2 separate regions of the Homo sapiens genome follow, and region 2 is linked to region 1. A link is an interaction called in ENCODE POLR2A ChIA-PET data of the cell type or tissue named here. Cell type or tissue: GM12878. All regions are shown on one strand. Each heading gives the region's core, and the rest is flanking DNA. Links, peaks and the distances in the headings are about the cores only. Region 1 overlaps LOC105376556 (a long non-coding RNA gene). Region 2 overlaps TEAD1 (TEA domain transcription factor 1).

Evidence for each region. Peaks named below come from ENCODE experiments on the same cell type or tissue, not always from the same donor. Only the 100,000 strongest peaks of a DNase experiment are listed, where the experiment ranks them.
Region 2: POLR2A ChIA-PET joins it to region 1 with 5 read pairs; 2 of 35 experiments call an interaction of 5 or more read pairs at or near these places.

Annotation. Positions count from the first base shown.
Region 1 is chr11:12,638,589-12,642,985 of GRCh38, reverse strand. LOC105376556 (a long non-coding RNA gene) reads right to left here. Exons shown (of 5, transcript XR_931039.2): 3 at 3,548-3,685; 4 at 2,449-2,588; 5 at 1,260-1,402. Among named protein-coding and RNA genes, the nearest start is that of TEAD1, 34 kb to the left of the region's middle. In GM12878, for the core only: no CTCF peak of the experiment used is centred there; DNase peaks (open chromatin) are centred at 1,772 and 2,035.
Region 2 is chr11:12,704,688-12,709,084 of GRCh38, reverse strand. All of the region lies in intron 2 of TEAD1 (TEA domain transcription factor 1), which reads right to left. Among named protein-coding and RNA genes, the nearest start is that of TEAD1, 32 kb to the right of the region's middle. In GM12878, for the core only: no CTCF peak of the experiment used is centred there; no DNase peak of the experiment used is centred there.

The DNA.
Region 1 (4,397 bases), core at 261-4,260:
CCTGAGGGCAGACCTTGTTAAGAAGAATAAAATGCACTGGTGTACTTCAAAATGGTTCCCTTTTCTCCTCTCTTCTGCTAGCAGCACGAGGAGATTTTTCCCCAAAATCACTGTGAGACCCTGTGGATTCTAGCAGTTAAAACCCACTAAAGTGTAGGGTCCCTGATGACTGGGACCCCATGGAGTTTTTATCTCCAGCAATTTATCAGCTACAGTTCAGATTTCTGTACCCCAGCATTGGTTCTGAGGAAGTTTCCGCATGTGGTTTCTGCTGTGGTAAGTTGTGATTCTCTGTACTCACCGGTCAGTCTTTCCAATTTTTGGGGGGCAGAGGTTTGCACCTTAATCTCACTTCTTTCTCTGATCTAAGAAGAGTAGGTTTTTCTGTGTGCTTAGCTTTTTAATTGTTACAATGAAATGGTGACTTCCAAGCTTCTTACGTGCTAGACTGGAAACTGGAAGTCACCAGTGAAATTTTTACCTTTTACTGTTGGATGTATGTGTGGTGTGCAGTCAGCTATCATAGGGCAGGAAGTTTACATTTTTGTTCCAGATTCAGCCGGGGACTAGTAACTTGGAAGTTTCCTCTCTGACTGCTCCTGAGAGGAAGCGGCCTTGTGTGTGCACACAGTCTTCTAGACTGCCAGGGCTGAGTGTGATTTTATTTTTAAGCTTGGCTTCATAGGAGTTGCCTCTTGGGGCAGAGTGGCTTATTGTTCACTTAGTGTTTTGTCAGATGTTCTGTTTAAGTTCCTTGTTCCAGTAAAGCTTCACCTTGTGTTGATGAGTCTGTGAGGCTTGGGGAATGCTTTCAAGTCCGCCCCCACGTCTGCTCCAATTGCTCCTGTGTGGGGGCAGCCTCGTGCTTGCACACAACCCTTTTGACCCCTAGAGTTGACTGTGATCCTACCAGGCCTCTTTTTAGCTGTCTTTCCCTGGTTCTATTAAACTTCTGTTCTGCTGTTTTGCTTGTATAACGGAGCTACCAGCCTCCTCTTAATTATTCTCCACCTGATCTTTATGGTTTTCCACAGCGTTGTTGTTTTTTGTTTTTCTTTTTTACACAGGGGCTTGCTCTGTTGCCCTGGCTGGAGTGCAGTGTGCAGTAGCATGATCACTGCTCACTGCAGCCACGACCTCCCCACACTCAGGTGATCTTCCCACCTCAGCCTCCTGAGTAGCTGGGATTACAGGCATGCACCACCACACAGGCTAATTTTTGTATTTATTTATTTATTTATTTTTAGAGCTGGGTTTTCCCCATGTTGTCCATGATGCACAGCATTCTTAGGCCTGGAATTCTCCACTCTGTGTTCCAAACAGCTGGTCCCCTCAGGCAGAGCCGCAGAGCTCTTCATCTCATGGCCTGCCTCTCCTCTGGGCAGAGACCCTGTGCTATGCACTGGAGTTGGGGGTGGAGACCTACTTATCGATGTGACACCCTTGCTCTATGAATAGGGTTGGGGTGGGTGGATGGTAATCCCTTGTCTACTTGGCTTGACCTTCCTGGCATGGAAACTCTCCTAAGAGCACATGGAATGTGGGCAGAGAGCTATTGGACTGCCAGTGTTTGCAGCTTGCCATGCCTGAGGTAGTTTCTATCCTATGACTGAGGGCTGGGTGGAGAAAGAGTACCCTGGTCATCTCGGATGTGTCTGCCTAGAATACAGCTTCCATGATCCAGAGATGGTGGTGGTATCAGGGATATGGTGGTGGGGGGGGGATGTGGTGTGGGGGGGATGTGGAGGTGGTGGGGGGGATGTGGTGGTGGTGGTGGGGGATGTGGTGGTGGTGCTGGGGGGGATGTGGTGGTGGGGATGATGTGGAGGTGGTGGGGGGGATGTGGTGGTGCTGGGGGGGATGTGGAGGTGGTGGGGGGGATGTGGAGGTGGTGGGGGGGATGTGGAGGTGGTGGGGGTGATGTGGAGGTGGTGGGGGGGATGTGGAGGTGGTGGGGGGGATGTGGTGGTGGGGGGGATGTGGTGGGGGGGATGTGGTGGGGGGGATGTGGTGGGGGGGGATGTGGTGGTGGGGGGGATGTGGTGATGGGGGGGATGTGGTGGGTATGTGGTGGTGGTGGGGATGTTGTGGTGGGGGATATGGGGGGAATGTGGGAGTATGGTGGGGGGAGGTGGTGGGGGGGGTTATGTGGTGATGGGGGGATGGTGGTGGCTATTCTGGAAGTCTTACCCATAAAATAATCTTTAAAAAATGGAAATTTGCTCTGCAGCTATTCCTCCTCTCTAACTTAAAGCAATTTAATGATTCCCCATTGATTTTTAAAATGAAATCTAAAATTCCTATGCTGGCCAACCTATGTAATCTAAGCCTACATCTCCAGCCTCATTTTGAGCCAATTTCATTCTTAGTGTTCTCCCACTGGGAACAACAGTTCTCTCACAGTTCCTCAAACGTGGCAAACTCTGTTTTGCCTCAGGACCTACTCACTTCCTTTTCTTTACATGGCTCATTGCTACTCATTGTCCAGAATTCAGCTTTAGCATCAGTCTTCAGCAAAGCCCACTTTTTGCCTCTTGACTTGTATAGATCCAATGCTCCATTGAAACTGAGATCTTCCCTTTCCACACCTGTAATAATTTAATTATTTCAAGTTGTTTATTATTATTATTATTTTGGAGACAGGATCTTGCTCTGAGACCTGGGCAAGAGAGTGAGCAAGATGACAGCTCACTGCAGCCTTGACCTCTCAAGCTCAAGCGATCCTTCTACCTCAGCCTCCCTAGTAGCTGAAACCACAGGTGCAAGCCATGGTGCCCAACTAATTTTTAAATCATTTGTACACACTCCCTATGTTGATTAGGCTGGTCTTGAATTCCTGGGCTCAAGTGATCCTTCTGCCTCGGCCTCTCAAAGTGTTGGGATTACAGGCATGAGCCACTGTGCCCTGCCTTGTTTCTTATTTAATAACATCTACTTCCCTATTTGATTGTAAGCTCCCTGAGGGATAGTTTTCTATTGTGCATTTCCAAGGAGCTCAACAAAGACCTGACTGATAGCCTGATGGATCCACCATAGAGCCTTTACACAGGGTGAACAATGCCGGATTATCCTGCGGTATGAAGTGGGGAAGAACACAATGGTTGTTAGTAGTTATTTTTTATTTTTCTTCTCTTGAGAATTTATGCAATTATTCTAAAAAATTACGTTTTGGTCAAGGTGTATAGATTCTTTTGGATCTACATTTGGAGGTATATATAGTTTGGCTGCCCAGATCAGGCATCCTTAACTCACAGAGGCAGTGGTAGGTGTTGCTTCTGGTACCTCTGATGCCAATGGGGAAGGTCACTCTTCCCTCCCTTACCTAGATCTTTCTCTGAAATCAAATGAGACATCCTAGATGACAGGAACTTGTGAAGGCCAACACAGAATATGCTGACTCAGATCTCCTCCCTATCACCTCCTTTCTTTTGTCTCATGTAGAATTATGAAAATAATATCTGTCTTGTTTATTGGCACAAGTAGATACTTAATAAATTCCTCTTTTCTTTTCCAGTACACAGTTAATTGTTTTAGTTCAGTTACATACCTGTGAGCTTCTAAAGTTCCTTCCATTGTTTTCTAGCTCTTGTCTAGTTATCTCTGGAAAACTCCTCAATAACAATATCACAGCCCCCCAAATGGCCATACTCGTGCCTTCGGTGTGTAAATATTGCTGGTGTTAGACCTGTATTGAGGAAGAGAGAACAGGGCATTCAGAAGAGAAATCACATGTAATTTAATTGCATTACTCTCTGAGTACCTTGAGATGTCCACAAGTCCCTTTTAGAAGCCCTGCAGATATAGTCAACTAGTTTTTCCTTCTTTTCTAAATAAACCCAATATGTGGTTTTTGAATGAATGAATAAATGAACAATATCTGCTTATCCTCAAGGACCAGCAAAATAAGTAAAAATTTCCTTATTAACTTGTGTTGCTTTCCTGTTTTGTTTAATCGTCGCAACTGTGGCCACAGAATACCTCACAATATTCAGTGGCAAATGTACAGCATGTTAGCTTCAGTATGGATTTCTCTCTTTGCTGGATTTTCAGGGTATAGGGAGGATTCACCTCTATATGTACCATTGTTTCTGACTATGGGAAACAAGGTCTGTGTTCCAAGCAGATTGGATCATATAAAGTGGGATGTAACTACTCTGAATTTCAAAACTACCTACACAACACTCAGACATCAGAGAAGGGTAATTCTGGGGGGCTTTCTGACTTTTACTTGACCTTCCTGTTCTATTTACATTTTAAATTGTCCATTTAATGAAATGTAAAAACCAACTCCACTATTGTGAGTCTAGTTTTCTGTCACCCATGGTTCACATCGAACCTCAGTTATTTGAATCACATTGTCACAGTAATTAGCCCAGAGCATGAAATTACTAAATGAA
Region 2 (4,397 bases), core at 229-4,228, 66 kb before region 1:
ATTACAGGCATGAGCTACCGCACCCAGCCCAAATTACTATGGTTTTACCTTTATAAACAGTTCAAACAATACAGAGAAGTAGGAAGTAGAAAATGAGGGTCTTTACATAATCACTATTAGCATTTGATGATCGCTATTAGCATTTGATATTCTTCCTCCCAAAATTAATGCATATAAACCTTTACATAATATGCACTCAATACACACATATATATTGAAAATAGGATCACACTATTCATGCTGATCTGTGACTTTTGTACATAATTTCTTTACCATCATTCCATAATAGTACATAGAAGTTGACTTCATCTTCTTCAGCAGCTTTATAATATTCCACTGTATGGTTTTACTGGAATTTATGTAACTTTTCCTTTTTTAATAAAGCCCCAGGTGATGGCAACACTAAACATTATGGTGCGGAGGAACACCCTTTTGTGTATACTTGTACAATGCTTTCCTTAGGATAAATTCTGTGAAGTGAAAATGTCCAGTCACAGAGTATGCACATTTGACACTTTAATCCCCACTGCCAAAATGCCCTCCAGAAAAGCTATACAGTTTAGACTCCTGCCAATCACATATGAAATTTGCCCCCGAGCCCCATCCCAATTAAGGCTGTTTTTGATCAATGGAGTTAATTCCTGCAGCAGGATAAAGTCTCTGACCCAGAAAACTTTCCTTGGCACTAATCCATACTCACCTCACCGACTGTGTCTCTTCACGAGTGACAGGCATTGTTACATTCTTGCCCACAGTTTGAAAGCCTTACCAGGCACTGCACTGCAGGCATACACAATTGCACAGACCTCAAGCAAAGATGGCTATTCCACAAAGAGGTCCTTAGCCCTAGCACCTGGATATCAAGCAAGGCACTCACAGGCAGCATCTCCCAGCAGTATATAGAGAGAAGCTACAGGCTCAACAAGACCCAATTCTTCCACCGAGACACCTGTGAGTGAGCAGCTGCTGGAATTGAGATTTATATCCCCACTCATCATTCTTGTCCTGTAAGGGACTTTGGGAACTGCCAAAGCAGAACCAGCACCAACAGCACAGATCTCAACAACAGAAAAGAAAGTTCTATGAAATAAAAACCACTGCCACCAGTCAATGTAGCATGAGATTTCATGCTGCAGTCTCTGCAGAGAAAAAATTGTTATTCATTCATATACTTTAGTCCGAATACTAATCAGCACTTCAAGCATCACAACTTTTCATTTAATTTTTAGTATTTCTAACAATCTTCCTGTTTCCTTAAACAGAGTTGACTAGACACAAGTATGATGCTTTGTAAACATCACAATCATACTGTGCCCAGTGTCCTACTGTGCCAGACAATAGTACTGACCTTCCAAAAAAAGAAAGGCAATTAGGGCTAAAGAGCCCAGTTCAATATACCTTTTAAATGTGCCAACTATAGTGTTTATCTTTTCCTGTGTTATCAGCTATCACCCTCTCTCTCTCTAGCAGACACCCTCTTCCCTACTTTCTAGCAGTTTATGCTACAAGAAGCAGAAATTAAAAGGTTAGAATTGCAAAGGCATGAAGAATAAATAGGCAGAGCCTTGAGAGAATCACCTAGGAATGATGTCACTAAGTTTCAGAAGGTGGCCTGAGAGTGAGGTAGTTAAGCTCTGGTGCACAGACTTTGTGAAAACTAATTCAAGTGCCACCATTAAACGTGAATATGTGCCTTAAAATGGCTTGCAGATAGCTCTATCATGTCCTTGGGTGGGGAGATCTTGTTTTTGACACATAGAGGCAGGCAGCTGGCTGAATGCCAAAGCAAACAGCATGAGGAGGAGTGGAAGGGTGATCCCAGGTCTCGGGTCTAGTGTTTTTAAAAGAAGACATCAACTGCGTTCCTCTATAGAAAGTGAGATAAACACCAGCCGCACAAGTATAGCACCACAAGTAAACAAGTCTTCTGCTGGCATCATGCTTCTGAAAAAAAAAAAAAAAAAAAAAAAGTCCCACAAGTGCTATTTCTTTCCCTTAAGCCTTCCGAAAAATCTCCAACTGGCCATCAATTTGGAGAGAGTTTTACAAACTGGAACTCTTCTCCTAGGCACAGCAACTGAGACATACGAGGGTAAAACAGCATGGTGAAAAGAGTGCTAGTCAAGGTCAGGAGATGCCCTTGGGCCTATCACATGCCCTTTCTCAGCTTGGTTTTCTCTTCAGTGTAAAATGGGGATAACACCTGCTCTTGCCTGGAAGAAGAGGCCCATTATGGAGATGGTGAGAGGATATGACTATCACCCCCACTGCCCAAGCTGACTCTCCCACTCAAGCTTGGAACGCTCATGAACCGTAGAAGGACATGTGCATCAGGGCTAGCCCATCTGGCCCGGCCACACCAGAGGATCTTGAAAGTCCTAGAAGGAGCCAGGTAAGAAAAGAGCTCAGTGACAAGTTTCCAATTCAACCACAGCAGGTTGCACCTGGGAGCTCCACTGTTAGCTAGAAATATCAAGGGCAATGTCTTTAAACAACTTTAGCAGCAGAAATCACCCTCTGTCAGAGGAAACCTTATATATAACCACAATATACAAAACAGATAATTTATCTGAATTATGTAAATTACAGTATGTTCTCAAGAACATAGTTTAAATCACAAACGAAGTATGTTTCTCTTTCATTCTGCATACACAATATTCAAAAAATTCTGATTCACAGATAAGTAGTTGCAAATGGTACCTATTTAACCTTTCACTTGCAGCTTCAGGAATCCATTGAATTAAACTAACCCAGAAACCTGAAGAAGTGCAACAGGAAACTTCTCTTTTAATGTAGAATATTTCTTATCAGGAAATACTTGACTTGAAGGGAATGGAAGAGGGGTTTCTTCAACCAGTTCAAAAACACTGTTAAAATGTATCTTATAATTCAATGTTCAGTGAGGTCAGCTCTAAAAATCCCCAGATACTTGGTGCCAGGCTCTGGAACATATTTACGCAATATTTCAAACGAGTCAAATTTATTTTGTTTTGCATATCAAGTTCAAACTAAGTTTCAATTTCATCATTGATACTCTAACAGCCCTTGTAAGCATGGTAAGAAAACAGCCTGTATTGCTTAATGGAACTCCCTCTATTTATACTTTAAAATTGAGCAAGACACACAAACGAGGGTAATCACACTATATTTGAAAGGTTTAGAACAATGGAGTTTCTTTGTCAGACAATTAAGAACCCAACAGTAATTTATCACCTCATTTGAAATATTTGTAGTTCAACTTTTCCTTGAGTGGTCAGCAAAATGTGATGTGAACTAAGAATTATTATCCACATTACAAATAACTCATAAAAGTAAAAAGACAACATGGTAATATAATGTACACTTTGAATATTACATGTATAGCACCGAACTAAAAGGCCATCTACAATAAAGCAAAGTTTGTATATGCAACACACAACTTTTATTAATAGCTTGTACACAAACCATCATTCCTGCAATCTTACCTGCCATTGTGTTCACAATGTAAGATAAAATTTTCTTCACTTATCTATGTGTCAAGTGTTGGAAGGAATTGGTTTTACTCATGTTTGCCTGGCATAAACTCACACAAATGCAAGCAGAATGGTGACAGGTGCCACACCCACACTCCTATCAAGGTGGATGGTAAGAGCAAATGGGATCCAGATTTGGGACTTTCATTCTCCGGGTGAAGCATCCCAGGCCCCTTTCTGCACTGCATCACTCTACAATGACACCGACTATTTTCACGCAGGTTTTGAGGTGAGAACTTGCATGCTACAAGTGTATTTTCCTTTAGGCTGAAACTTGGTGGCAAAATTCTAGGATTCTGAAGAACAAGATAAAAGCTTGTGGTCTGGAAAAATGGGAGATGGTACCAAAGACCTGTTGGTTCCCTAAAACAGAAATCACAAGAAAGAGGATATGCGAATTCCCTGAGTGCTTCTGTCAGCTTAGCTCCTGCCTCATCCCTCCTTCCAGCCAAGCAACAAGTTCAGCTTTAAGAGTAGTATGGCTGTCAAGCCCATTCCATTCTTCTTTCCTTCCCAGAGGATGGAGTCTCTTTCCATTCAATCATCCACTCACTCATTCATTAATCCAGTCATTCCAGAGATAGCCATTGAATGTCTACTTTGCAAAGCACAGAGTTGGGCATACACACGGTGTATGTTTTCATTAGCATAAATTTCACTGTATTTTATTTTTGACAGTGTAGCAATACCCTTCCAGCTAATCTGAAGATGCCAAAAATGAATAAGCAATACCAGAACCAAGACCCAGTTCTATGAATAAAACAGCACAGCACCTGGTAAATGTTAGCTATTATCATCCCATCCCAATCCTTTGACTTGTGCAAGCACACTTTGAGAGCTTCTGCATGCCAAGCAGGATACAAAGATAAAATCCAGTTCCTGCCC